Regions from separate parts of the Mus musculus genome. Here region 1 is linked to region 2. Evidence: chromatin loops called from intact Hi-C (ENCODE). Cell type or tissue: left cerebral cortex. All regions are shown on one strand. Links, peaks and the distances in the headings refer to the core of each region. The heading gives the core; the rest is flanking DNA. Region 1 overlaps Lrrc8b (leucine rich repeat containing 8 family, member B). Region 2 holds the start of Lrrc8b (leucine rich repeat containing 8 family, member B).

What was found. Hi-C counts contacts between places; a loop is a spot of excess contacts. Peaks named below come from ENCODE experiments on the same cell type or tissue, not always from the same donor. Only the 100,000 strongest peaks of a DNase experiment are listed, where the experiment ranks them.
Region 1: it touches region 2 in a loop (9-fold over the local background); 4 of 42 quality-filtered maps call a loop at or near these places.

What each region holds. Positions count from the first base shown.
Region 1 is chr5:105,457,460-105,472,744 of GRCm38, forward strand. Lrrc8b (leucine rich repeat containing 8 family, member B) reads left to right here. Exons shown (of 5, transcript NM_001033550.3): 2 at 11,338-11,392. Among named protein-coding and RNA genes, the nearest start is that of Gm42141, 30 kb to the right of the region's middle. In left cerebral cortex, for the core only: no CTCF peak of the experiment used is centred there; DNase peaks (open chromatin) are centred at 6,859, 8,162, 9,231 and 10,031; H3K4me3 peaks cover 323 bases; H3K27ac peaks cover 3,688 bases.
Region 2 is chr5:105,409,481-105,424,765 of GRCm38, forward strand. Lrrc8b (leucine rich repeat containing 8 family, member B) reads left to right here and starts at 6,295. Exons shown (of 5, transcript NM_001033550.3): 1 at 6,295-6,432. It overlaps Gm32051 (a long non-coding RNA gene), which reads left to right. Exons shown (of 2, transcript XR_389452.2): 1 at 1-8; 2 at 3,573-4,442. It overlaps 4930542N06Rik (a long non-coding RNA gene), which reads right to left and starts at 5,696. Exons shown (of 2, transcript XR_389449.3): 1 at 4,772-5,696; 2 at 3,806-4,004. In left cerebral cortex, for the core only: CTCF peaks have their summits at 4,700 (motif pointing left), 4,983 (motif pointing right), 6,032 and 7,106; DNase peaks (open chromatin) are centred at 5,356, 6,107, 6,997, 7,564 and 1 more place; H3K4me3 peaks cover 2,902 bases; H3K27ac peaks cover 2,437 bases.

The sequences.
Region 1 (15,285 bases), core at 5,484-10,483, 50 kb after region 2:
ATGCACGCACAATACATACACACACAACACATATATACACATAATACATACCCATACACACACATACGTATGTACATGTGCAGTCTGCTACTTTGCTTGCTCCTGAACTATATCATCGTTAATGAACTATTACTAATAACTGAATTGTCCTGAGTTCTGGGGAGTCATGTGACAGTTACTGAACTTTCGGAGGGTGTCAGACCAGGCAGACCTAGGGATACCATCAGAAGCAGAGCCCTTGAGGCTGTGAAGTGAGATGCCTACTCTGGGAAGGCAATGTAGAACAGGTCTGGATCATAGCATGGCCAGCTGATAGAGATGGGCTCTGAGAAAGGCTGTCCTGTTTACCCTACACGTATGCCAAGTTTCTCTGCTGTGTCAGCAGAGAAGGCAATGGCAGCAGGGTTTGGCCACTACATGACCCACTCACCAGGTTGGAAACACGACGCACTAAGTCAAACTCAAGACAAAAGTGGACATTGGCTCTGAAACATAGATGACATAAAGCTTACTCTGACACATGTGTGACATAAAGCTTGCTCTGACACATGTGTGACATAAAGCTTGCTCTGACACGTGTGACATAAAGCTTGCTCTGACACATGGGTGACATGAAGCTTGCTCTGACACATGGGTGACATGAAGCTTGCTCTGACACATGTGTGACATGAAGCTTACTCTGACACATGGGTGACATGAAGCTTGCTCTGACACATGTGTGACATGAAGCTTGCTCTGACACATGTGTGACATGAAGCTTGCTCTGACACATGGGTGACATGAAGCTTGCTCTGACACATGGGTGACATGAAGCTTGCTCTGACACATGGGTGACATGAAGCTTGCTCTGACACATGGGTGACATGAAGCTTGCTCTGACACATGGGTGACATGAAGCTTGCTCTGACACATGGGTGACATGAAGCTTGCTCTGACACATGTGTGACATGAAGCTTACTCTGACACATGGGTGACATGAAGCTTGCTCTGACACATGTGTGACATGAAGCTTGCTCTGACACATGTGTGACATGAAGCTTGCTCTGACACATGGGTGACATGAAGCTTGCTCTGACACATGGGTGACATGAAGCTTGCTCTGACACATGGGTGACATGAAGCTTGCTCTGACACATGGGTGACATGAAGCTTGCTCTGACACATGGGTGACATGAAGCTTGCTCTGACACATGGGTGACATGAAGCTTGCTCTGACACATGGGTGACATGAAGCTTGCTCTTTCAAAGCTTACCTGTTTCTCTCCTGTGGCTTGTCCAGAGCTTTCCTTCCCACATGTCCCAGGAAAGAGTAGCTGATGAAATCAGTGTCTTGGCTCCCAGCAGTGTTGTGGAAAGTCTTCTCTGGCTTCAAACGGTAGTAGGTATCTGGACTACTAGCAAGGTATTGTGGGTACTCCTTCTCTTGGCCTGCTACCCACCCACTCTTCCATCTCTTGACACTGCCCCCCTGCTATCACATGGTAGATTTGACAAAAGAACTTTCTCCTGAGGTCACTATTTAACCACACTGAAATTTTTTTTCCCTTCTGCCTGGAATCCTGGGCCTCTGGGCCTTTTTCATAGGACATCCGTGGTGACATTTGCTGTTCTGTTTCCTTGTCACCAAAGCCCTGTGAATAACTCTGTGGCCTGCGTTGTGTATTTCCATCTATTGTGCGGGGTCTTCTCTCAACCAGACACCAGCAGAGCTGCCTTGCCTGCAGGAAATCTCTCTGCATTTGCTACTGGAGTGATCTCAGAGATGTTGGTTTAACCATTAATCTCAGCTCCGAGGCCCGTGAGACAGAACGTGAAAGCTGAGATGAAGGACCAGAGTGGGACCCATGCAGATGGTGGTGGAGGCGGGCAAAGGATGTTTTCCAGGACACATGCCCCACACTACCAACATGGAAAGCTAGCCTTCAGTGAGGGAAGTGGGCATGCAAAAGAGGGACCAAACTGAACCAGGACATGGCTGCTAGCTAGGATTTAGGGATTAAAAAAAAAAACAATCAAAATTTATAAATAAAAAAAGGAGCAGTCTGCTTTGCCCTCAGAGGCTCTGGGATGTGTAGCAGGCAGGAGTCTGGAACCGTTCTGTTACCCAGAAATGGCTGTGTGACTGTGTGACTGTAACCCAGTGAAAGATGTGCGTAAGGGAACCATGTGCTTGTAGACTCTGCAGACAAGCAGGCTTCAAATATTCTGGTCCAAAGTGTACTATGTGTCCAGGTCACGATAAAGTGTGAGGCAGCCATATCCCAACTGGTGAAAAGGCCTGAGTGGCCCGGAGGAAGGACTATTCAGGCTCTTCTTGAATGATCTGATATCACTGCGATCTGAGAATACATAATCCGGGCTGCTTAGGAAGTAGATCCTACCAGCTTGTAAATGGAAAGCCACAAAGCTAGAAAGGTGTTGTCTGACTGCCTGATGCTGGCTCTCAGTGTGGCACATTAGAAGCCTGGTATTGACATAGGCGTGGCCATTCAGGACCCTAGTGCAGGGCTGAAGAGATGGATCAGCGGTGAAGAGCATGGGCTACTCTTCCAGAGGACATGGGCTCAATTCCTCAGCTCCCACAATGGTACCTCATAATCATATGTAACCCCAGTAATGGGGGATCCGATGCCCTCTTCTAACCTCCGTAGGCATTGGCCACCCATAACTTACACAGATATATATGTAGGCAAAACACCCATACACATGCACAGAGGGGGTGGGGGGGGGAGGTGAGCATATGAGCAAGATAAAGAAATCTTTGAAATCTTTGTTGTGTGTAACAAATCTTAGTTGTTTTCTGGATAAATTTGCAGAATCATGTTATCTTGATTAACCAAACTTGAATTAAAGGTTAAAAATAACCTGATGATTTAAAATTCAGTGTTGCTTATAGTAACATATACACCATGGATGAAGCAAGTTTGGTATATTTAAAATAATATTTTCACATGTTATGTTTTCTGGGACAGTGAGGCTGATTGTATTTGATTTCTGTGATCCTTTTGTGCTTATTGCCATGAGAATGGTTTTCTTAATCTGCATGACTATTTCTGGTAAAATATGCAAAACATAAAACTTATTTTAGCTATTTGTAAATGTAAAATTCAGTGACTTTAAGCACATCATATTGAGGCACTTTTTTTGTATGTGTCAGGTGTGTGTGGATTTATAGATGCATGTTGGAAGACCAGAGGTCAATGTCTGCTCGCTTCCTCTGTCCCTCTCAGTTTATCTTTTGAGATAGAGTTTCTCACTGAACCTGGAACTTTGCAATTCAGCTAGCCTGACTGTTCATCGAGTTTCACGGAGCCTCCTCTCTGTGTTGCATGGCGCTGGGACTATGGATGTCTTCTGGGGATCTAAGCTCAGGCCCTTGTCCCTGCATCTTATCATCTGAGCGGTCTCCCCAGATCCTGATGATAGATAGGTTGTGGTTTGTTGTTTGTTTTATTTTGCTTTTCTTTTTCATTGATGATAGATCTTTAATGTACTCCTTTGCCTAGGTGACACCAGCCACATCTGGTTTGTCAGCAACAAGAATTTTGCCTGTTAAGACAGACATTAAGTGACTTGTACCAACTACTGCTTCAAATGTTATAACACAGCTTATTGTTTTTGTTTCTGCTTCTTAACATCCTGGTCCATGTAACAAATAATTGAGAAAAGGTATATTTATGCTTCACATTTTGGGATAACCGGTCAAATTGGAAGTCTACCATTAAAATCTCCAACTTGGGTGGAAAACTGGGCTCCCCAGTGTCAAGGCTGATTGGCTGGGGGACAGTGCATGAGGCCATCCTTTTAACAGATTGGCCTGTTATAAAGCTGCCATTGTGTTAATAAGTTACTATGTTGGTTGTTACTTTGTATCCATCCCTGTGCTAAGCATTTAAGTGACAGTTGCCTTACTTAACTGTTAAGACATTTCCATTAGGTAAAAAGCCATCTTTATGCAATATAAACAGCAGTAAACTGTTTTGTAGATTAGAGAGTTGACACTTAGCTTATGATCCAGCCAGTAGAAATGGATGTCAGGCCACCAGCTTAGCCAGTCTGCCACCTCCCTTCTGCTTCCTTTCCTAAGCGTTCTTCAAGGTTTTAGATGAAGAGACTGGCAAGTGATGCTCCCTTATCAGACCATTCAGAAAACCCGTATTTAAATGCATGGTGCTGTGTTACTTTAACCACATCTTAATAGATATACCAGGCATCAAAGCCCTGTACACATTATTTCAATGGTAAATGTGGATTTTTCCCCTTGTTGTTAGAGAAGAGGGCTTCTTGGTATGAGGTTGTGTAAGCAGGATGCATTCTTGCTCTGGCTATCTATCATGTCAAACCTAATTACTTAATGGGCAGGCAGGAAGGGCGCAGAAGCTCCTATTGTTGAGTTTCATTAGGTAAAATACTGAGCCATGGACCAGGAAGAACCATTTGTCAAGCATCTCTTATTCTTTTCTAAAGGTTTTGTTGTAGAGTGCAGAGAGCGAGATGCCACATTCTCTGTAGAACTCTCCGACAGCAGTTCTGGGGAGGCCACGAGGCGGATGTTCTCAGAGCTGGTGTGAATTCTGGGTTTGCTTTTTAACTTGATCAAACAAGTTTCTGTGTTTCTCCGGTCTTTACTCTGATGATTTAAATGAGAAATGTCCTCCATGGACCCAAGCATTTGGATCCTTGAGCCCCAGTGGATGTTACTGTCTGAGGAAGTCTAGGAGGCACAGGCTAGCTGGAGAAAGTCTGTCACCAGGGATAGCTTTGAGAACTTAAGGCCTCACCTACTTGGAGTTTACTCTCTCTGCTTTCTGCTTATACAGCACATAAGCTCTCAGATCTTATTTTGCTGTCATGCCTGCCGCTTGCTGCTTCCTCACCATGATGGACTCCTAACCACACCATTTAGAACCATAAGCCCAAGTAAACTCTTTCTTCTTTAAGTTACCTCTTGCCTTAGTTAGGGTTTTACTGCTGTGAACAGGCACCATTGCCAAGGCAACTTTTATAAGGACCAACACTTTTTTTTTAAATATTTTTTATTACATATTTTCCTCGATTATATTTCCAATGCTATCCCAAAAGTCCCCCATAACCTCCCCCCCACTTCCCTACCCACCCATTCCCAATTTTTTTGGCCCTGGCGTTCCCCTGTACTGGGGCATATACAGTTTGCGTGTCCAATGGGCCTCTCTTTCCAGTGATGGCCGACTAGGCCATCTTTTGATACATATGCAGCTAGAGTCAAGAGCTCCAGGGTACTGGTTAGTTCATAATGTTGTTCCACCTATAGGGTTGCAGATCCCTTTAGCTCTTTGGGTACTTTCTCTAGCTCCTCCATTGGGAGCCCTGTGATCCATCCAATAGCTGACTGTGAGCATCCACTTCTGTGTTTGCTAGGCCCCGGCATAGTCTCACAAGAGACAGCTACATCTGGGTCCTTTCAATAAAATCTTGCTAGTGTATGCAATGGTGTCAGCGTTTGGAAGCTGATTATGGGGTGGATCCCTGGATATGGCAGTCTCTACATGGTCCATCCTTTCGTCTCAGCTCCAAACTTTGTCTCTGTAACTCCTTCCATGGGTGTTTTGTTCCCACTTCTAAGGAGGGGCATAGTGTCCACACGTCAGTCTTCATTCTTCTTGAGTTTCATATGTTTAGCAAATTGTATCTTATATCTTGGGTATCCTAGGTTTTAGGCCAATATCCACTTATCAGTGAGTACATATTGTGTGAGTTCCTTTGTGAATGTGTTACCTCACTCAGGATGATGCCCTCCAGGTCCATCCATTTGGCTAGGAATTTCATAAATTCATTCTTTTTAATAGCTGAGTAGTACTCCATTGTGTAAATGTACCACATTTTCTGTATCTATTCCTCTGTTGAAGGGCATCTGGGTTCTTTCCAGCTTCTGGCTATTATAAATAAGGCTGCTATGAACATAGTGGAGCATGTGTCTTTCTTACCGATTGGGACATCTTCTGGATATATGCCCAGGAGAGGTATTGCTGGATCCTCTGGTAGTACTATGTCCAATTTTCTGAGGAACCGCCAGACTGATTTCCAGAGTGGTTGTACAAGCCTGCAATCCCACCAACAATGGAGGAGTGTTCCTCTTTCTCCACATCCTCGCCAGCATCTGCTGTCACCTGAATTTTTGATCTTAGACATTCTGACTGGTGTGAGGTGGAATCTCAGGGTTGTTTTGATTTGCATTTCCCTGATGATTAAGGATGTTGAATGCTTCTCTGCCATTCGGTATTCCTCAGGTGAGAATTCTTTGTTCAGTTCTGAGCCCCATTTTTAATGGGGTTATTTGATTTTCTGAAGCCCACCTTCTTGAGTTCTTTATATATGTTGGATATTAGTCCCCTATCTGATTTAGGATAGGTAAAGATCCTTTCCCAATCTGTTGGTGGTCTTTTTGTCTTATTGACGGTGTCTTTTGCCTTGCAGAAGCTTTGGAGTTTCATGAGGTCCCATTTGTCAATTCTCGATCTTACAGCACAAGCCATTGCTGTTCTATTCAGGAATTTTTCCCCTGTGCCCATATCTTCAAGGCTTTTCCCCACTTTCTCCTCTATAAGTTTCAGTGAAGGACCAACACTTAATTGGAGCTGGCTTACAGGTTCAGAAGTTCAAGGACCAACACTTAATTGGAGCTGGCTTACAGGTTCAGAAGTTCAATCCATTATCTTCAAGGTGAGAGCATGGCAGCATCCAGGCAGGCATAGTGCAGGAGGAGCTGAGAGTTCTACATCTTCATCTGAAGGCTGCTAGTGGAATACTGGCTTCCAGGCAGCTAGGATGAGCATCTTAAAGCCCACACCCACAGTGACAAACCTCCAACTGGTTTGTCACTCCAAAAAGGCTACACCTACTCCAACAGGGCCACACCTGCTAATAGTGCCACTCCCTGGGCTGAGCATAGACCAACCATAACGGCTCTGTTGTGGTATTTTATTATGGGAACAGGAAATAACTAATAAACTCCGCTTTCTAACCTATGGAGTTGAGATGAGCATCGAGAGCACAGTGAATGGTTACCTGTGCCTCACCATCTTCCAGCATCCCTTCCACACAGCTGCAGTTGAGATTGCTGTAGTTGGGCCTTGCCTACACCCTGAACTCTTAGTTCTCAGGTTCAAAGCAAACCCAGAATTCACAGCTCTAAAAACAGTTCAAACAGCCAAGCACATGACCAGATATTTGTGATGTATTTTAACAGTAGTTAAGTGGTGTAACTGCTGATTTGGAGAAGTTGGGTAGGTGCTCATTTTGATACTTCTTGTGGTCTAGGGATAATAGCTCAGTGGGTAGGATGCTTGGCTTGCATCCATGATACCCTGGGCTCAGTCTTTAGCACCACACACTGGGCTTGTTGATGTATACCTATAATCCTAGCCTGCAGAGGTGGGGGCCAGGAAGATCAGGAGTTCAAGGTCAGCCTTGGCTGTCTATTAAGGTTGAGACCCTTGAGGACTATATGAGACCCTGTCTCAAAACCAGAAAGAACTGTGTAAGGTTGTGTTTTGTGGTCATTTACCCATAAGTGAACACTGAGCCTTTGTATTATTGCCTTAAGCTCCTTAAGCTTTTGTCTTACTGCCTTGGGCTTATTGCAGTTTGTCATGTGATATTTGTCATCCCTTCAAGAGCATGACGTAGCAGACACAGCCTTCCTCCCAGTGATCATCATCAGTAACCTGCTCCAAGAGACTAAAACTATCCCGAGGACATGCGACGTTGTCAGCTGAGTCTTAGTTCATAGGATTGTAAAACTACAGTGTTTAGGGACAGAGAGTGCTTACGGGCCCTGAGAAGATAAGCAGAGCTCCTTCCCTCCCAGAATGCATGGTCTTGGAGGGAGAAGCCAGGGTAAGAGTTGAGCACAGCTTAGCATGACAGACAGTACTCTGGCCTGGAAGACAGCACGCTCGTTCGTGGACTCAGCATTTCCCCTCTTATATCATAAGGCCAGTTCGTACAAAAGAATAACCATGACATCCTAATTCACAGGATGTTGAGGTCGTTTAGGGATACTGTAGCATACGTCCAGTGGCCCGTCACTGATTTAAAATGATGTGCAGTCATGATAATACAGCCAGTCATGCTAAGCTTGACAGCAGCTCTGTGTTCAGATTTGTGGGATGTTGTGTTTAGTGGGGAACTTGGCAAGCATTGCTTGCTCAAGGGTGAGGTTTCGCCTCCGCCTCCCATGACTGTATTCACTGTTGTGGAATGAGAACACCTTGGCCCCAGGCATGGCCTACCCCTTCCTTTCTCTGCTTCATGCAATGTGTACCCAGCCTCTGCTCGTATATCTTCCTGAGAGCCAAGCTATCTCCATACTCTTGGTTCCTAACTGGGTAATGAAATCCAGTCACATGGATGACAGCACTCTAAATGTCCCTGAGCCGTAAGGCCAGCCTCGGTGCCACGCGAGGTTGCCTCGGCACTTGTCTCTTGGGCAGACTAACTTCAGTGCCATTTAAGATGATTCTTCACATTTAAAAATTTTTATTTTATTATGTGTCTGAATATTTTGCCTGCATTCCTTGTGTGCAGAGGCCAGAAGAGGACCCCTTTGAAATGAAATTATAGTTATGAATCATGATGTATGTGCTGGGAATTGAACCCAGGTCCTCTAGAGAAGCAGTTGATGTTTTAGCCACTGAATTGTCTCTCCAGCCCATCACATTTTGAGAGCCGAGAGCTGAATGGGAACAAAATAGCAAAGAAGCCCCTTCAACCCTGTGCCCTGTCAGTTCTCAGAGTCCCAGTTGACCAGAGGGAAGTCACAGCCACATTCCAAATCTCCCTTGAAGGTTTTACCAATACTCCTTCATCTAGCCATTGATAATACTCTGGGAGAGATCCCTGGGATACAAGTATTTAAGAGACTTGGTTGCGTTAGTTCATAAAGAACTTGAGGCATTAGCTTAACTTGTACCCCATAGTGCAATGTGAGAGAAATATTTGCATGCCCCAAGAAGACACAATAGAGCCAGGAAACTAGCCAATGAGGTCAGTGCAGCTTCCAGAGGTGGTGCCGTGGGACCTCAAGGCAGGGCAGGCGTTAGATTGTAGATCAACGATAGCCTACCACTCAGAGATCCACCTGCTTCTGCCTCCCCAGTGCTGAGATTAAAGAATGCGTCACCATGCCCATCTGGAATGTCCCTTTTTAAGTCTTTGCTTTGGCATCTTTCAAGTCAGTGATGTGGGAGTCTGAATTTACATAATCAGAACCTAATATAGATTGCACAAGATGTATGGTGGTGTGATTGCTGCCGTTTCTGGGATGCAACATGCATAGTAATGTCATAGGATTGTGCTTTAGATCTACGGAGATTGTGAGCTTTGGGCTGGGGATGTACCTCAGTTGTAGAGCACTTGCCTAGCATGGTCAAAGCCTTAGGCTTGGCACTCGCACCATTACAAAACAACCAGAAAAAAAGGTTCTTGATTTGGTTTTGCTCCATTTTTCATCTTTTCTTTTGCAGCTGTCACTGCAAGGCAAATTCAAATGCATGAAAGCCTGTGTTTAGATCCCAGAACTGTGTCTCTGCTCCTTGCTCTACTACTACACGGGAGCGTGCAGTCAGTGTCTGCCATCCCTACCAATTAGAAAGCAAAAGTGTGCAGATTCCTCCCCTTCTGCAGTCAGAGCCTTGGGACCTTTTGTTTCTCTATCAAAAAGCTCATCCTTAATCCTTAGTCACTTGGGAAAATAAGTATTTTCCTCTACGTCCCTTCTATGTCCCTCTTGGAAGACGGGAGGGAACATTCAGTCTCAGCCTCCTGGTCTCCACGTCTGCCAGAGTCCATTCTTAGGCTGACCCAGAGCTGAGTTTTTAAGTTAAAATACACGAGTGTGTGTCCTGTCTCTGCCTGGGAGTGGTAAAGATGAAGCTAGTTTGGGAACCCATTAGCATAGGGAGCTGGATCACAGAGACACAGCCGCCCGTCTCTGCAGCTGGCCCGTCAGAATTACCGAGCCGGTCTTTGTCCCGTTTTATCCTGCCTAAAGTGTGTGATTTGTTCTATTCTGAGCAGCACGGCCATTTAGGATTGTCACAATTCATCCTTCCAGCTTGGTACTTTTGTGTTCTGCTGAGGAGGAGAAAAGAGGATGAGTTCAGCTATGGTTTCTAAAATCAGCCCGAATGGTTCTCTTGGCCTGGATAAAGAAACTGAAACACCAGGCACTGTGGCTTTTAGTTGACAGCAATGTCTTCATCCTGAGAGCCTCTGCTGAGTTCTACATCTGTTCCTTTCAACAGGAAATTTCTCTGGTTTGGGTGAGCTTGGATAGAGAGGAGTGAGGCTTGTTAAGTCATGGGGTGGGTTTGTTCAACCCAACGTTAACAGCAGGCACAGTAAAGCAACAGCAAGATATTTCTTCATGTATGGAGTTAGAGGTTTTGTTTTGTTTGTTTTTAAATGTGGTTTCAATGATGATTCCTAATCTGTTCAGAAATCAATTGATATACTGCTTGCCATAAAGATTATTGGTATAATTGGAGGGGGGGGCATTGATTGACATTACATATAAGAGACTAAATATTTCATTTTGGCCCAGGAGTCTACTTTAGAATTCTATACAAAAGAGTCATGTGAACAGGGCTGAAGAAGAGAATATAGCTCAATGGTAGATGGCTTACTTAGCACGCACAGGTTCTAGGTTCGGTTCCCAAAGGGGAAGAGAAAAGGGAGGGATACCATGAGTCTAGTTTAAGAGATGTTTGTAGCATTGTTACTAATAAACAGAGAATGGCTTTTAAAACTGTGACACACTCACAATGCTTTCATCAGAAATAATGCCTGGAGACTTTACAACATGAAAAATCCCATAAGATTCCAAAGGAAACCTTGAAATTATGCCAGGGAATTTTACAGTGGCATCTCTCTCCATTGCACGCCAGGAGCAACAAAATAACAAAACTCAATGGGAAAAAAATCTCAAATATTTACTTTTTCTCCATTTTCCCTCTTTAAGAAATATCAATATCTTTACTTGTAGAAAATGGAAAATATTAAAAAGACAGAGATATAGTATGGGTATGTGCCTCGGATACAATGTTTCATTCTCTGTTAAAATGCCTTGTGAATTTCTGCTGTGGTTAGACTATGCTTTGATTGTCTCCCCAAGTGTCAGCTAGTCTTTTGCTGAGAGGTCAGAGGACTATCTCTGACCCATGCTTTTTGAAAGTTGTATTTTGTGTTTTTCACAAAAATTTTAAGTATGTTGGGAGTTTGAAAACCATGTAAGGGGGTAATGATCTTGGAGTCCTAGGATACATAAAATATAACAATGTGCTTATGGTTTCTCTTCAGGCATTCCTCGGATCAAAACTACTTGCAGAGTTTCCGGTTGACCAGCATTCATAGGGTAAGATGAACATCTCCAGTGGTGAACACATGGCACAGATTATTACAGTTTAGTTGGTAGCTTGGGGCAAAAAGAACTACAGAAAAAGATTGCCATGCTTACAGATGTTTTGAGTAAAATCGCTTTGATATTTTTAGCCTGATTAAGCAGAAATTTAAATCTGTGTTATTTTAATTAAAACGTCATCTTCCCACCCTCTGTGGGTTCTGTAAGCAGAAATGAATGTGTTTAATGGATTCCTTTTTTGTTTGGTTTTATCACTAAAGACTAATGGAATATAATATAATCTATGAGACATTTAGCGTCCATGCCTGCTTATGTGATCTGGGCATATTATCCTTTTTGTTGTTTCATGGATTGATTGGTTATGAGACAGAGTCTTTTGGATGGCAGGCTGATCTTAAACTCACTATGTAGCTAAGGAAGGCCTTGAACTTCTAATCCTCTGGACTCTACCTTCCAAGTGCTGAGATTCCAGGTATCACCATGCCTCTATGCCCTGTTGGGAATCAAACCTAGCTCTATGCCTTCTGGGTAGACACTGTTACCAGGCGAGCTCCATTCTCAGCTCCCAGGGTTTGTTCACATAACCCATCTGCCATGTTTCTTGAGTAACTTTCTTGAGTGAGCAAATCAGAAGTGTAAGCCTGTCCACACTTGCTTCCAGCAGACATGAGTCCTTTTCAAAACTATGGAAAGTATGCCCTGTTAGCTCTGTGGCAGAGTGTTTGACTTACTGTGGTGGGGACTGAAATCACTGACTCCAGAGTGGTGAATACACCTACCTTTTAAAAAGTATCACCCATCTCTGACTACTTCTTTCCTTCCTTCCTTCCTTCCTTCCTTCCTTCCTTCCTTCCTTCCTAATAATAATAATGCAAATGTTAACATTAGAGAAAGGATTTAAATGAATCAGGATTTAAGGTATAATAATTGGTCTATCCCAGATCACTGATTGGTCTATCTCAGATCACTAATTGATCTATCCTAGATCTAAAATCTCTCATTTTTATACTTTAGGGAGAATTATAAATGTTTCCTTGAGTATATTTGCAGCTTTGTGTGTCTAAGGAAGACTATTAATAGTGTTTTCAAGCCTGTCCCTGTCCTAGAGACTTCTGTCTGTGGAGAAATAACTCACCATCTCTGGATGGTTTTCTTATTTATTCAGTAAAGAGTGGGCTCTGGTTTCTATAGTCCCTGTAACTGCTCTGTGAAGAGTAGGCCACGGTCCCTACAGATGCTCACTCTCCTCTGTGTGAGAACCTGAGGAGTCTGTGAGTCACAAGAGACTATGGAAGGCCTGGGTGTGGCCCCATTTATTATTGATTATTATTAGTATATAGAATGTTAAGAATATTGGGGGCTTGGGGGGAGTTGGTCAGGAAAAAAAATATTTTTAATACTGAGAAGTGACAAGGAATTTGAGCTTGGCTTCTTACTTATGCCATCTCTGTAAGAATTACCCATCCACCAGTAACTTCCAATAACACAACTCCATCTCCCGTCATTTAAAATGTGTTTTAGAGTCCATGTGGTTGCACACAATTACCACCCAAACATTCAGGAAATTGAGGCAGAAGGATCCTGAGGCCTAGGTTAGCCTGGGCTACATAACAAACTCCCATCAAAAAAAAAAAAAAAAAAAAAAAAACTCCAAGGCCAAAAACCAATGTAATATTTTAGATTCAAAGTGGATGATATAGTAGCCTACTAAATGCATTTATGATCAATATTTCCAAAACAGAGCATTATCAACTAAATTTAATACATGCTGTATTCTGCGCCTGTAGAAACAGATTAAAGCAACCTTCTTTAGCCTTCAGAGCAGCTTAGAACTGGCCGTGGTAGAGCACTGTAATCTCAGTACAAAGTTAGGCAGAGAGAAGCCAACATAGTCTGCACAGTGAGATCCAGGCCAGCCAAAGCTACATAATGAGATCCTGTCGCAAAAACAAACAGAAATGCTCCACCTTCATTGGGATTTCAATTTAATTTATTTGTTCAGTGCCTTTCTCCTGGGGCTTCCAATGAGTAAAGTGATTTTTATCTAAAACATTGCTTATGATTGCTTAACAAAACAAATTAGGGAATTGCCAAATGACCGTTTCCTGCCTCCATTTGCTTTTTCTGCTTTTTGACTGGTAACAGCTTCTTTCTCTGAAGCTCTGACTCGTGCGCTCACAGAATGTTTTCTTCCCTGCCTTTGCGGATCCGACCACCCCTCCACACCTAGACAACAGTTCTGTTCTGCACTTGCCAGAGGGAAATGGTTCCTTTCAAAGAGTTCTTGTCTGAGGCCCTGTTCCCTCCCTGGACAGTCATGGCATATCACAGTGGATTAAGGCCCTGTTACTGTTTGGGGCTGAACATCATTTCCAAGGTGGAGCCCTAAGTGACAGAGAACATCAGAACCTGACGTGTGGCACTTCCTCTCAGAAATCAGCCCCATTAATGGTCAGCTTAAAGACCATTTGGCGTTGGGAAGGCCTCAGTCAAATGCCCTGGTTGGCCTCTAGGTCATCAGTGGCCCGAGTGCAGCCCAGAGACCCCAGCACTTTGTCCCAGCATCCCAGCAGATGCCATGCAGAGCAGAATTGCTCATTGTTTGACAGAATCATGAGAAACAATGAAATGTTTATTTTAGATTCTGAGATTTGGTGGGGGTTTTTGTTTGATTGGTTTGTTTGTTTGTTTTGGGTAGACCAATTAACAGTGGCAGAAATTGGTGTCTTAACGTGAGATACTTCCATAATGAAATCCATGGAAGGGGCACAGCACACAGCCAGCAGAGAAGACATTTATGCTCAGTGAAGATACAGTCTTCCTGGTAGTCAAGGACCAGTGAGGAAGCTGTTACTGGGGGGGATACAGAATGCTACCCTCTTTTGTATGGACAGGAAGTTCAACAAACCCTCACCAACTTGGAACCTAAGAACCAGCAGATGAGCTGCAGGTGGGAACCTGCAGGCAAGTTTTCAGCAGAGCACTGGAGGCTCCTTTTATAGCCACAACGATCCAACTGTTGGGAGATAGATGGATTAAGGAATATTCAGGTTTTAAACAGGCTTTAGAAGAAATATTTCCTGTCTAAAATTGTCTGGAACCCTAAAAAAAAAATTTTATACGATTTTTTTTTAATTCCTTGTTTCTGCACCTCACACACAAAGGCTTTAAAAAAAAAGAAAGAAAGAAATGATTTCAGCTGGACATGGTGGCACACGCCTTTAATCCCAGCACTTGGGAGGCAGAGGCAGGCAAATTTCTGAGTTCGAGGCTAGCCTGGTCTACAGAGTGAGTTCCAGGACAGCCAGGGCTACACAGAGAAATCCTGTCTCGAAAAACCAAAAAAAAAAAAAAAAAAAAAAAGATTTCAGGTCTAAACATCGGACGAAGGACGATATTGTCAGTAGCACTCGATTTCACAGTAAAAAGGGCTCGTGTGTAAGACCCTTAATCACAGTAACCTCAGACGCGCCCCTCTCTCTTCTCAGCCAGATGTGACGTCCCATAGCATCCTGACTTGATTTAGATGCCACAATCCTGGTCTCAAGGCAGAACTTGATGCCATGGTGGGTGAAACTTCTGCAGGAGGGTTAGCGTCTCAGTTAGGTTTCATTGCTGTGAAGAGACATCATGACCACAGCAACTCTTACAAGGACAACATTTAATTAGGGCTGGCTTACAATTTCAGAGGCTCAGTCCATTGTCATCACAGTGATAAACAGGGCAGCATGCAGGCAGACACGGTGCTGGAGAAGGAGCTGAGAGTTCTACATCTGGATCAGCAGACAGCGAAAGGAGATCGCATCACACTGAGCATAGCTTGAGCGTAGAAAACCTCAAAGCCCACCTCCAGAGAGACACTGTCAGCAAGGCCACACCTTCTAATA
Region 2 (15,285 bases), core at 3,598-8,597:
CTAAAAATGTAAGTCGGCCTCATTTAAAGGTTTTCCCTTATCATTGGGCATTAGTGTCTCTTCACAGCAATAAAACCCTAAGATAATTGGTTTATCAGGTCTACATAATGCCATCTGGAACAATGCTAAGAAACTGAGCTTCTGATGGGCAAAGGCCATTCCCACACTCAAGACAATCTGTGGTTTCAAAGGCACTAGGCTCAAAATAGCTGTTGTTGGTAAATTAGTGAGTCAAACGATACAATGTCTGATACAATGATACAGTGTCTGATACAATGATACAGTGTGTGGCACACTTATATACTGTCTGATACAATGTCTGATATAATGATACAAGTCTAAAATATGGAGTGTGCCCAGGACAGATAAGACACAATGGAAAGAGAAAAGCCCACTTAAAATGTCAGCAGTTGCTTGTCCTGAGTCTGGCAACCCATCAATCCACCCGGGAAGGATAATGATGTTTTCTGGAAACACACACCTCTTTCTCCTCCAGTTCCAAAATGTCCTGACTAGGGCTCCTCTACAACTTTTCTGAAACTTTTCCCCAACCCCTTAATAAACAAATATATTGTTCCTGCTTTTAAAGACTCACCAGAATTAAGAATGAAGGTAAGTATTTGGCATGTAGTAAAATTAGTAGATAGGCTAGATGGTAGAGACACAAACAAGTTTTTAATCTCAGCATTCAGGGAACAAAGGAAGGTGGGTCTCCAAATTTGAGGTCAGCCTGGTCTGCAAAGTGAGTTCCAGGACAGCTGGGGCTACACAGAGAAACTCTGTCTAAAACAACCAAAAACCAAACCAAACAAAATAAACACACACACACACACACACATACACTAAAAACAAAAAATTAGCAAATGCTTTCTTCTTGGGCCATAAAAAGAAAACACAGCTACTGAGTGGGGAAAATGGGGTCTACAAAGTCCAGCTGAAAAAGGGTTCAGTGTGAGGCCACTTTCCCAGCAGCAGGAAACCCTTTGCCTAGATTTCAACAATGCTGAGGGAGAAAGGGTGAATCCTCACAGGGCTCCCAGCAGGAACCATTGTCTCCCACCTACTGAGGATCCCTCAGAGTGGTTTGCAGCCCACTCCATGACATCCGGGGAAGGAGACAGGAGCCACTTCTTTACCCCTGGGCTCCCACCTGGTTCCACTCACCCGTATTTCCTTAAGAATCACCTCCCTTTTATGGACATGAGTCAACAACAGCCAGGATGCTTGGATGGACTCAATGTGACCCAGATGACAGCATCTTTTCTTTAAATGGGATGCATGGGAAACTTTCAAAGAAATATTTGGACAAATTCCCAGAAGACAGATCAAATGAGGATGTCTCGAGTCTTCCTGCAGGAACTGTGTTTTCTCCCAGGGAGGACCATAGAGGATCCCATGGGGAGGACTCTGAGGAGCGCCACCTTCACAGCACTGTTCTGATGAAGATGGTGTTTGGTTAAGGCAGATCGAGTTGCATAACACAGCAGGTGGTAAGAACACTCTGTGGCCATGACTATTTGAGGCTGAGACTACACTAGGCGATGGACTCATACAGAAGCTCACAGCAGGCTTTGCACAATGGCAGTCTGGCTTTCTAGGTCAAGCTAACTTATTCCAAGCACATGTATAGATACCTGATCTTCTGCCTGGCTGGGAGCCCTCCCTGCTGAGCCCACTCTCAAAGCCATTCTCAGAATGTGTTCCAGGCTCCTGGAAAGCTTATCTCTAAGCCACAGTCACCAAGAGCCTGTGGAGGTTAGAGCAACTCTTCAGCAGTGGCAGCATGCTCAACCTGATGCAGTTAACCTGGCAGATGCAGCAGATGGCTGACAGGACACGACGACAGAGCTACCAACTGTGAGACTGACGATGCTGCCTTGTAGAGACAATTATAAGTCTGTGTCTTCGGGCCTGACCCCATTTCCCCACCCACCTTGGAGCTGCTGCAGGCTGAGAGTTTAGCAGCATAGGGTGGTACTAGATAGAGTCCCCCTCCAGAACAGCAGCTGTGACCTGAAAGCAGACTCAAGGCCCTGAGCCAAGCCATGAAAGCAGAGTGCAGCCTCAGAGCACTGTTTTACATTAGAACCCCTAAGCTGGATGGACCATATTCAGGGTTGTGTTCAGTACGCTCCTTGCTATTACATTCTTTCCATGGTCAACTTGATTAGTTTTAGGAGCACTGAGGGCATTTGGATGAGACACAGCTTTGGGGGAAGGAGACCAGTCCTCAAAGTGGGCTATACCAGCCCACGTGCTGGGGTCCCAGAATAAAATGGCTGGGGCGGGGAGGGCCAGTGGATAACTGTGCGTTTCCCTCTCCCTTCCTCCTCCTGGGTATAAGTGACTGCACACTGCTGCCACCACAGCCTGGTAAGTTGCCTCTGCCTCCAAGCTGCCAGGAGACAAAATAAACAGTTCCTTTCCCACATGATTTCTTGTCTGGTATTGGTTACAGGGGTGAGAACAGCAAATGATACCCTGAGTCCCACAGTGCCAAGTGTGGCCATGACAGGCGGTGTTGTGATAGACAGGTGGCTTCACTCACATGGATGCTCACAGAAAACCTTGCACACTTCCAGCCAAATGTGTGTGCACTGCAGCTCACATCCATTTTAGCAGGCACTATGCTAGCTGCACATGGCTTATGTATGCTTTTGGTCCCAGCACTCTGCAAGCAAAGGTGGATCAAGGTCATCCTAGTGTACATAGTATATACAGGGCTGTACAGTGAGTATACAGTGTATATACAGGGCTGTACAGTGAGTATACAGTGTATATACAGGGCTGTACAGTGAGTATACAGTGTATATACAGGACTGTATAGTGAGTATACAGTGTATATACAGGGCTGTATAGTGAGTATACAGTGTATATACAGGACTGTATAGTGAGTATACAGTGTATATACAGGGCTGTATAGTGATTATACAGTGTATATACAGGGCTGTATAGCGAGTATACCGTGTATATACAGGCTCTATAGCGAGTATACCGTGTATATACAGGGCTGTATATCGAGAGACTGGAAGAGGAGGAGTAGGAGAGAGAGATGATGTGCCCTCTGAACATACCGTCTCTACAAGAAGAGGGTCTATATTTTTAAGATAATTCATTACTATAGCTGCTTTGGTATTCTGTCTTCACCTCTATCAGATCTATATTTCATTTTAAAAAAGGATTTCTCGTTATCACAGAAATTGAAAAATTACTAAAATGAAAAAGAACTATTTTAAGATTGACTTTTAACTTGTGTGTGTGTGTGTGTGTGTGTGTGTGTGTGTGTGTTGGGGTGCACATGAGTGCAAGTGTTTGAGGAGGGCAGAGGCATCAGATTTCCTGAAGCTGGTGCTACGATGTTGTGAGTCATGTGCTCTTAACCACCAAGTCATCTCACTAACCACTAAGCCATCCCTCCGACCTCTGGAGAAAGAACTATTAATGCTGGATACTATTCTGTCTCTTATAAACCACCCAAAGTTCTTCCAAGAGCAGAGAAAACTCACCTCATCAAGGCAGCCACATGGTGTGGAGCTTACATATTGCTCAAAGACCTTTCTGTTTTATTCCAGGAAACTAACACAAGAGAGACCTGCCAATCCCACAAGTTAGGAAATTCCTTCCTGGGGTCACTGAGTTCACCTACCTATAAGATGACAAACTTGAAGCAATCCCTTACTTTCTAACATCTGTGACTTTAGTGACCATCAATTATACAGAGGAACTGACCACACACACCTCTGGTCTTAGTCCCTTTGTCACATGAATGGAAAGACCCTACCGCCAGAAAGAGTGAGGCATTGCAGAAAATTAGATCATTTTATTTTGGCTTCTCTAATCTACAGCTTGTCTGAAGAGCCGAGAAGATGAACCACCATTTTAAGATGACGTCCAGAGCAGATAAGCAAGAGGAAGACACCAAATATGTTCTTTAAGGGCCAAGATGATGCTGATGTGCCAGGTTTCAGATTTGAGAGCAGCTGAGGCCATGATGCACCTGGAGCCTAAAGCAAAAACGGAAAAACCTGAATGACAGCCCAGGAGTTTCCAGAGCAGTACAAAGTCCTCTATCTGGCTCCTACAACTGTCGTAATAAGAACTGCCATCATTTGCTGATGAAAATTAGGAATGTATTAACAGCAATCACATTTAACAGCTACATCTGTGGGGTTTGCCAGACGTAACACATTTTGAATGAACTTGATCTCCGTTGCTTCCTATTGATAGGTTGAGCTACAAACAAGGAAGCCGATTTTAATATGCATCCCCATTGAATTTAAACTGACCACCAAGCTTATAATCTCTGGCTGTAGAGACGAGGACACAAAGGGTTAAGTAACTTCCCCAAAGTCACACAAGCAGCCATGTTGTTGTGACAGAAAACATTATTAGGGTCTTGGAGGAGGAAATGTCCCTTCTCAAACATTAAGCCAAGAAAAAAATCAGAAACGTCCAGCTTATAATGTTAGAATACTCTGATTCTATTACAGCACTTACTTTTCCCCCTCAAACTGATACTTAAAAAACTCTTTGTCTGGGGGCTGGAGAGATGGTTCAGTGGTTAAGAACACTGCTTTTCCAGAGGTCCTGAGTTCAATTCCCAACAACCACGTGGTGGCTCAAAATCATCTCTAACAGGATTGGATGCCCTCTTCTGGTGTGTCTGAAGACAGCTACAGTATGCTCACATAAAAATACAAATCTTAACAAGAAAATAAAAAAACAAACACCTCTTTGTCCAGGTGGTAAGCAGTTTGAGGGCCATACTTACATCTAGAATTACAAATGTGTACACAAGGTCATACACACAATTTAATGACAATATGTTGTATGTTCAAATGAAAGAATTAAAAAAAAAAGATGTGTGTGTGTGCAGTGTGTGTGCCACGTATGTGGGTGCACGTGTGCGGGGGAGCACATATATGTAGGTGCACATGTGTGTGGGAGCACATATATGTAGGTGCATATATGTGTGGATGCCTTTGGAGGCCAGAAGAGGGTGTCAGAACGTTTGGAGCTGGAGTTGTCGGCAGCTGTGAACAGAATTCTGGTCTTCTGCAAGAACAGTCTGTGCTCTTAGCTGTGGAGCCGTTAGTCCTCACAGTGTTTTCAATGTTTGCTTCAGACTCAATGCAACTGCCACTCAGAGTGAATTGGACAAGGACCGGGTATAGCAGTGACTTCCAGGGCAGTTCGGGCTGGAGTTCTGATATGACTGGTCGCTACTGGATACAGCGCAGTCTTCCACACCTTCGTAGTGTGTGGAGGTATTGGGTGCCCAACTGATCAGGTGACTCAAATGCTGTCTTCTTTTACTCCTCTGGGAGTGTTTTGTTACCTAGGGATGGGAACACCATAGCAACTAAGAGATACAAATCTTGCTGAATTGAATCCTTGTGCTAGAAATAACCTGGACAAAGACTGAGCTTAAAACAGAACAGGGAGGGTGTGGGGGAGTTAAAGATTCGAGGAGGAGGATAGAACTATTAAATAGCCCAGAGTTCTGAATTTGGATTAAATTTTTGCTTAACTTGCAAGGCACACTGTTACTCTTCAAATACAGGGCCATTAACAGGAGAAGAATGTGGATGGGGGACAGGTGACCATCCTCAATGAAATACTATTATGTGTACTCCCTCTATCTTGTCACCTCACGCTGAAGATAAAGACACTGGAAAGAAAAAGATGGTATTGGAGGCCCAGAAGCTGCTTAGTTTCTCCTCCTTCCCAGGGGCCCTACAACCTTTCCAGTCACTCGACTTAAAGAGCGTTAAAGGGACTTCACTAAGGCAGGCTCTGCGCGGCACACCCCACCCTTCCTGGTAGAGTAAGTTGTGTCAATAACAAGTTTCTCAGGGGTGCACACGTGAGAAGGCAGGGGTCTTCTGCTGGGGTGGAGCGCCTGGGGAACGGCCATAAGGCCCGGCTCCTGGGTTTCTGGAATGCAGCCCCAGCTCCTGGCGAGGCGTGTGGCTGCCATGCACCGCGGATGCCAGGCTGGGCGAGTGCATCCGGGCGGCCGCATGGCGTTGGCTCCGGGAGGTGGCAGCTGCGCTTTGTGTGCAGCAGGAGGGTGAGTCACCGGCCCCCGCGGTTCGTCCCAAGGCCGGGTGGACTCTCGGGCCGGGTGGCGGAGCGATCCGGGTAAGGGCGGCTCGGAGGCGGCGCTGCGCGTCCCCGGCTCCCGCCTGCGCAGCCTGCGCAGCCCGCGCGCTCCGCTCCTCCTCCGCGCGCGAACTTAGTCAGCGGTTCGCGCCGCCGCGCGCCCATTGGCCGGCCGCGCGCGCCGCGTCACAATGGAGCGGCTCCGGGGCGGCGAGCCGGGCAGCGCCGGGGCTTCCCGCTGAGCCGCAGCCGCCGGAGTGCGGGCGCCGGCCGCTCGGCTCGCCCCGGCCGGCCGGGCAGCGCGGGCCTGGGGGCTCCGACACGAAGGTAGGCGGGGACGGCGGGGGAAGGGGGAGCGCAGCAGCAGGTGGGGGCGGCAGGGCAGGTGCTGTTACCTGGCGGCGCCTCACCTGGGTCTCCCGCTGCGGGCAGGTGGCACAGTCACCTGCTAAGCCGCGGTCGCCCGGCTCCCACGCCCCCGGGGGAAGGAGGGCGCGGTCCCTTGCGGGCACCTCTCCTGGATGTTGGGGTCAGATGGGGCGAGAGGAGGGGGCGGCCGCGCCCAGGCGGTGCCTTCGTTGTCCCTACGGCTGAACACGCACCTGTGTATCCACCACCCCCCTCCCCGCCCCCGAAGGGAAAGGCCCTCCCTCTCCACCCTGGTCTCCCCTTAAGTGAAGGCGCTCGCTCGAGGGGGTCCACACCAGGTCCCCGCCGTTTGCCCCCTGCCCTGGAGCCTCCTGTCGACATTTTATGCTCTGGGGTATTTACTGGCCTACAGCTGTGATTTTAGCGTTTGAGCTGGAAGGGGTCAACTGATTTCCATTTAAAGACTCGGTGGTTCCTCCTCCTAGGTTGCAGGTGCTGACAGGTCAGAAGGAAGAGGCTCGGTAATCCGTGTCCTCAACTGACTTCCCAAAGTCCGTAGGTTGCTTATAGTCATGTGTTTGTGGAAGACTTTGATGTGTGGTTAGAAAAACTACCACTAGGATCCCTTTGCACCCCCACCCCAGAGGACAAACCTAAATTTAAAAGTCAATACCAGCGTATGGACTTCTTGAATACATTCTGGTCTTGTCTGAGAACTTAACAGGAAAAAACAAAACAAAACAAAACAAAAACAACTGCTATATAAAAATAAGAGAGAACGTTTAAAATATCGTAAATGTGAAACCAATTTAGATAATTTGTTCAGTGTCCGTTAAGAAATTAGAGACTGAGAGTGTAGCCCCAACAGGCTTAGCAAAGGCAAGGTTGGGGCTTCAGTGCCCTCCAAAGTACTACTACTGTTGCATATGACAATGATAATAGTAACAATAACTGCTTTCCAGGACATCTGTGTTTTTTGCCTAAATGTATGACTGAAGTATATATGGGAGAGTGTACTACAGTGTCAGTACACTCAAAATGAACAAATCCCGCTTCCTAAGAAGGCACAGTACTGTGTTCTGAGCTGCGGATGCCAATGTCACTTTTCTATTGCCCCGAGCCTTCCTCGTGATCAGGTCTGTTCTTGACAAGAATAAGAAAACTATAGTTAATCCCCCAGGTAATGAGGCCTGAGCGATTTAAAAACCTGAAGCCCTAACATGCCTGGTGCTGCTCTGAGCTAAAAATGGGGCTTGGAGAAGCCAAGTTGTCAATGAGCACACCTTGAGTCATGCTGACTTTCTTATGCCTAGTTCCCCAGGTGGGGGAAATGTAATCTTCTCGTTAGGATTCGGTTGACTTCCTTGAAACTCCTGTGCTTTCTGATCAGAAGGCTGTCACAACACACCTAAAGTGCACGGGCTCACATTGTGAGTGGCTGTATTTGACACGTTGGGATTTATCTTTAGGTCCAGTTGGCCTGTCCCCACCTCTGTCCCCGCTGATATTCTGATTCCCAGAATCCTCAGGATGAAAACATCCACCTGAATTAAGAAGTAGCTCTAAACAGTAACGTTTGGAAGGGACACAAGTGTTTTTAGATGACCGTGTAGGGCATTTCCCCTCAATGACCCGTCCTTTGTCTTTTTGGTCTCTCTTCTGCATTTGAAAAGGGAAAAGGTTTTAAAACTTAGGATTCGCTTTTCAAACATCTTCACCTTGTGAATTTTGCTTTTGAAATTTTTATGTTCGTGTTGGCATTCATTTTTAACTGCCAGTGTAAGATCCAATAGCTAGCTGATCTTTGGTTGAGGGTCTTTCAAGGTAAGTTTTCATTTTCTTTTCACTTCTCTCTCCCAGCATCAGTTGCCCTTGGGGTGTGATCAGGAATGGATGGATGTGTTCTGATCACGCTGGGATTCTCAACATTGGTGGATGGTTGCTTGGCTTGTTGTAAAACACGCTCCTGAGAATCCCAGAGCACTGGTATACAAGCAGGCAGCGTGGGTCTGTGACCACCTGGAGGAACCACAGAAGCCCAGTGCTGTAGGTTTCCCTAACATAGTTGTACACTACCCCGGATCCGTGTCTCTCATTCATCTTTATACTTGCTGCCTTCTTGCTGTTGCCTACTTTCTGTCTGTTGCAACTGTATTCTCTCTCTTTTTTAAAAAATGTATTATTACTGTTCATGTGTGGTGTGTGCGTGCAGGCCCTGGAACGCTACAGCACACATACAGAGGCCAGAAGGGAACTTTTTGGTGTCTCTTCTACCCGTGTGGGTTCAGGTGCTCTGACTCCTGTTTTCCCTGCTGAGCCGTCTCCCTGTCCCGCGGCTGTGTTATCTACACTCCCTCACACCGTCATTGATTTAGTTCTCTCTGCAAAACAGTCCTATAGCAGACGCAATAACCAGTTTTTCTGCTTCTGGATCATTAGGACTGATCCTCGGTGCAACCTGCCTCACTCCACGGCCCCCTCCACACTCCTGCCATTGCTATTCGTTTAGAAATTGAGCAACAAGATACAGTAAACTCCCTCTCCTGTGACTTCACTTTCCTTAGACTTCTACCCAGTTGCAACACCATTTAAATGCCCTCCTTCGTCGCTGTTGTGAAAGAGTAAAGGGACTAAAATGGGCACCCGGCTTCAACCTTGACCTTTTTCTTTACTTGCTGACCTTCACGCTGCCTTTGATAAGGGTCATGTGATTGTCCTTGTCCCTTTCCAGACTCTGTATTTGAAGTGCATCTATTGCTTCTTTGAATCCTGACCACTCTGTGCTCTTTCCTATCTGTGTGTGTGACACATTTGCACAGTGTCTCTCCACCATGCCTGTCCTTAGGCGCGGGAGCTGCCCAGAGCACTGCTGTTTTCCTTGTTTCCAGTGCTGAGATTTTTGCTTTTGTCTCTGGTGGAGACTGAATTCTTTGTGTTAGGCGTCATTGTTCTTTATTCTGTGTGTGCAAAATTAAGAGCACGTCTGAACCTTCCTTATTTTCTCTCTTCAAGTCCTTTTGCGGTCTCTTGAAACATTCCCCCACCACACACAAGACTTCTTACAAATTAGCCGTCAGAATTCTTCAACCTTTGCCCAAGAGCTTGGACCTTGCATGCTGACAGACTTGTACCTGAACTTTGCTGTCACTTTGGATAAGTTGCTCAGTTAAGATTAGCTCCTCGTCAAAGATCACAAAGCAATGACCTAAATAAAGTGACAGTGGTTTCCCTTTCACATGAAAGTAGAGAGTTTGTGGTGGTTTGAAAGAAAACACACACACACACTCACACACATACACACTCACACACACACACACACACACACCATAGGAGTGGACGCATCAGGAGTCAGGGCGTATGGCCTTGTTAAAGTGGGTGGGGTGTTATTAGACGCGTTCTCACGACCGGCCAGGAAGAACACCACAGACCAGAATCTTCTGCGGCAAAGCTTTATTCTTACATCTTCAGGAACAGAGTGCAAGAAGCAAGAGAGCAAGAAGCAAGAGAGCGAAAAAGCAAGAGAGCGAAAAAGCAAGAGAGAGAGAGAACGAAACCCCGTCCCTTTTTAAGGAGAATTCTCCTTCGCCTCGGACGTGTCACTCCCTGATTGGCTGCAGCCCATCGGCCGAGTTGACGTCACGGGGAAGGCAGAGCACAAGTAGTCATAAGATACCCTTGGCACATGCGCAGATTATTTGTTTACCACTTAGAACACAGCTGTCAGCGCCATCTTGTAACGGCGAATGTGGGCGCGGCTCCCAACATCTCCCCCTATCCTTTTAATAAGAGCAAATAGGCCACCCATATTAATGAGAGTGGAGATAGAGGTCAAATCCCCAGTGTGTAGGTAAAGGAGCCATGTACAGGATTAGCTCTTAGGCTCACAGGCTTTTACCCAGAGCAACCCTGACCTGCTCCCGTGTCGTTTTGCCTGGGGGAAGGGAACTAGGACACTGAACCTTCATGAAAGATGACATGTCTCCCTAGAATAGGCTCATATATGCCGCAGAGCCTTTCCATTGCAGTGCTTAGCCTTGCAACTCTCTCGGGCTGCTGAAGCACACTCACTCCATCTCGTGCAATGAGTCTAGCCTCGTGAGATGTAAGAGCTGAGTGGCCAGCGACCTATTGCCTAAGCATAGATAACCATATATCAGGGGGAGCTCCATGTTCTAGAGCTGCAAGCGCCTGGGCAATAACCACCTTGTCTCTCCTAGTTTAGGCCTTAAGCTTACAGACCAATCAAAGAAGCAACACTAATCCACAGCAAAGTGTATCTTCAAATAATATTAATCCCACCCATTTTTTAAAGAAAGAAAATGCTGAGGAGATCCAATTGGGTAATCCTTTGGTCAGCGACAGGTCCAAGCGCGTGGAGTTGACCTGAAGTCTCAATTCCCGAAGGATCTGTTCAAATTCAGCCATCCAATTCTGTAACATATACTGAATAAGACTTTTTGACAAATTAGCTGTCCTAGTAAATTTAACATACTGAATGGAAGTAACACACAATCCCGGAAACTTTTGTTCACATCCCTGCTGAGTTATTTGTCATAATGCATCTAGTTGTATCTGGACAAGATCTATGAGTTGATTAACCAGCATGAGACCTCTCTGTATCTTGACATTAGCTGAGGCCTGTTCATCTATGACTGTAGTCACTGAGGCTGACAAAGTGTTAATGGTGTCAGTCATCTGGACCTGTCCAGACAGAGCCAAGGCTGTCTGAATTAAGGCCAAACCCAGTTCCTAGTTAGTGGTAAAAAAGCAGGAGAATACTTAAGCATTATACATCACCGTCATTGGGAGTGGAAATGTCGACATTATCCCCCAACGCTGCTCTCTCTTTATTATTGACGCCCTGGACATCACCAAGACGAGGGACATTAGTATTCCCTTGGTCAGTCTGGATTTTTCGGGTGAGTCTTTCTGGTATCCAAAATGGGTTGTTTTCATTCTGTGGGAAAACACAGATAGCTCCCCTGGATCTTATCAAGATAGGATCCGGGCCATACCATTTATTATCAAGGACATTTTTCCATTTAACCATCTCATTGGGCCTATCTGGCTCTGAACAATGACGTTCAGCCGCAGTATGGCCATGAGCATCAATATTTAAAAAATTGAGTGTAAAGAGTGCCAAAGACACCGACACTCTTGGTGCTCGGGGTACAGTCTCCTCAAAAGTTCCCCTCTTCTGTTTTATAAGATAGGTTTTGAGGGTGCGATGCGCACGCTCAACAATACCCTGTCCTTGAGGGTTGTATGGAAGTCCAGTCAGGTGGGTCACGTCCATCTGACGGCAGAACTGTTGGAATTTTTGAGACGTATAAGCTGGTCCATTATCAGTCTTAAGGAGTCTGGGTTTCCCCCAAGCACTCCATGCCTCAAGACAATGTTGAATCACATGTGAGGCTTTTTCTCCGGTTAACGGAGAAGCAAACATGATGCCAGAACATGTGTCAATGGACACATGGAGATATTGAAGTTTTCCAAAGGAAGAAACATGTGTAACATCCATTTGCCAGACCTGTAGAGGTCGAATACCGCGTGGATTAATTCCCACATGAGGAACTGGCAAGAACTCACAGCAGCTTTGACATTGAGTAACAATGTCACGGGCTTCTTTTCTTGTCAAGGAGAAACGACTGCGTAATGTTTCAGCCGTCACATGAAAATTGTTATGAAAATTTCTTGCAGCCTCTACCGGGGATGATAGGGCAGCAGCCACCACTTTAGTGGCCTTATCTGCCAAATCATTTCCCAGAGCCATGGGGCCAGGTAGGCCTGAATGGGCTCTAACATGAGTAATATAAACAGGAGATCTTCTAGATAACAAAACTAATTGTATCTGCTGAAAAATATTGGCAACTCTACTGGAAGGCTTAATCACTCCAGCCACTTCTAAAAGATTTACTGCATTAACCACATAATAGGAATCTGACACAATATTAAGGGGTTTTAAAAAGGTTTTTAAAACTTCTAAGACCACTAAACATTCTACCACTTGAGGTGAATTTTCATTATACTGTTTGGATACCACTTTACCATTAGCCACATAGGCACCTATGCCAGTTTTTGATCCATCAGTATATACCACAATCCCATTTTTAAGTGGGTTTCTTACTGTTATTTGTGGAAACACAACAGATTGATTTTGGGCAAACTGTAAGATTGGATGTTTTGGATAATGGTTATCTATTTTTCCTGAAAAGGAGGTAACTAAAACTGCCCAATCATTAGATGTGGCTGCCAAGGTTTGAACCTGTGCAGCGGTATAAGGTACAATTAAAAGATATGGACTTTGCCCAAAGTGGGTGATTGCTGCTTTTAGACCTTTAAGGGCAAGCTGTGCAATTGCATCAGGATACCAATCTATTATTTTAGCTGGGGATACGTTTGGATGGATCCACAACAATGGTCCATTCTGCCACAAAACTGCAGTTGGCAATTGTGCTGTCTTAAAGACACACAAACTGAAAGGCTGCGAATCCTCAATACGTTGTAATTGTGCATTCTGTAAGGCCTTTTCCACCTTTTGTAAGGCCTGGTTAGCAGCTAGAGTAAGAGTCCTAGGGGAGGAGATATGAGGATCTCCTTCTAAAATACCAAACAAAGGCCTTAACTCAGCGGAAGGAATCTTTAAAAAAGGTCTGAGCCAATTAATATCTCCCAACAGCTTTTGAAAATCATTTAAGGTATGGAGGTGATCTCTTCTTATCTCTACCTTTTGGGGCACAATCTTATCTGGGGACACCACAGAGCCCAAGAATTGTCCTGTATTAGAAATTTGGACCTTTTCTGTGGCTATCTGTAAACCCCACTGACTTAAAGTTTTAAGTAGAAGAGGATATGCCTTTTGTAGCATGGTAAGGTCTTTATGGCACAGGAGGATGTCATCCATGTAAAGGAGCAAAATTAAAGAGGGGAATTGTTCCCTCACTGGCAAAAGAGCTTCTTGCATATAAAGCTGGCACATTGTAGGACTATTGGACATTCCCTGTGGTAAGACCTTCCATTGATACCTCTTATCAGGTTTAGCAGAATAAGCTCTCTGACCCGTTAACAAGTCAAAAGTCCAATCTCTCTGCTCTGGAGTTAAAGCAGCAGCGTTTGCTCGGTCCTGCGCCTGTGCAGCCTCTCGCCACAGAGATCTCCATTCCAAATATTTGCCCATATTAGGGAGAGCGGCTTTTGCAATCATTTGCCAGTCGGCAGGAGTTAGTGCCATGCCGGCAAGCCTGTCTAACTGCACCAAGGTAAAATTAGCATTGGTTCCGTATTTACGAACCGACTCAGCAATTTCTTTAATTTGTAAGTATTCTACCGGAGCGTGGACACGCCCACCCTCGGCTCCTTCAAAGACTGGAAATGCCTGTTGTATTTTCCTTTGTTCCTCTCGGGGAATGAATGAGTCTGCGCACTGCCTCTCTGCGCACTGCCTCTCTGCGCATTGCTGACGCACTACGGGCTGACGCACTACGCAGGGCGGGGACTCCGCATAGGGCGGGAGTGCACCTGGTAGCCGATTGCCCTGAGGCCAATTAGCAAACTGGCCTTCGCCAGCCGCTTTTGGCTTTTTCCTTAAATGACTAGTTAGCACTTTACTTGGCGGCTGGTATCCTTTTCTTTCATAATGAGCCGCTTTTTTCTCCCAGTCTGTTTCTTCAGAGCACAGGCTCCTTCTCCTAGAGACCTCCGCTAATTGATCTTTCTTCTTTTCTTTTTTCTTTTCCTTCCTTCTAATCTCTCCCCAGGTATTCCTACCTGACCTAAACTTTTCCTCGGGTTCAAGACCCTTGGAAAGGCCTGTATACTTATTTTGTGTACCATATTTCCTCTTTGTTCCTACTCTCTCTCCCCGCTTTACTTCTGATAGATTGTCCTGAATTTCATCTAGAATCCGCCCTATCTTAACCACTTGATAACATGTGAAAAGGAACAAAAGGGCTCCTAACACCAGAAAAAATTCAAGGCCAAACATATTCCACTTTACTTCTGATAGACTGTCTTGAATTTCGTTAGAAAGTTCAAGATCAGACTTACCTCGTTCCCCAGCTGAAAAGTTCTGAATTCATACAGTTGAATCCTTCTTAACAGTCTGCTTTACGGGAACCTTTATCACCGTCGTTCCCCAGCTGATGAGTTCTGAATTCGGCAGTTGAATCCTTCTCAACAGTCTGCTTTACGGGAACCTTTATCACCGTCGTTCCCCAGCTGATGAGTTCTGAATTCGGCAGTTGAATCCTTCTCAACAGTCTGTGTTACGGGAACCTTTATAAACGTGATCCGCAGTTCTGGTTCCGGAATGAGGGATCCTCCTTGCGCCAGTCCCGAGTTTTTTTCTCGTCCCGGAATTCGGCACCAATTGTTATTAGACGCGTTCTCACGACCGGCCAGGAAGAACACCACAGACCAGAATCTTCTGCGGCAAAGCTTTATTCTTACATCTTCAGGAACAGAGTGCAAGAAGCAAGAGAGCAAGAAGCAAGAGAGCGAAAAAGCAAGAGAGCGAAAAAGCAAGAGAGAGAGAGAACGAAACCCCGTCCCTTTTTAAGGAGAATTCTCCTTCGCCTCGGACGTGTCACTCCCTGATTGGCTGCAGCCCATCGGCCGAGTTGACGTCACGGGGAAGGCAGAGCACAAGTAGTCATAAGATACCCTTGGCACATGCGCAGATTATTTGTTTACCACTTAGAACACAGCTGTCAGCGCCATCTTGTAACGGCGAATGTGGGCGCGGCTCCCAACAGTGGGGCTTTGCTGGAGAAAGTATGTCACTAGGGGATAGACTTGAGGTCTCAAATGCTC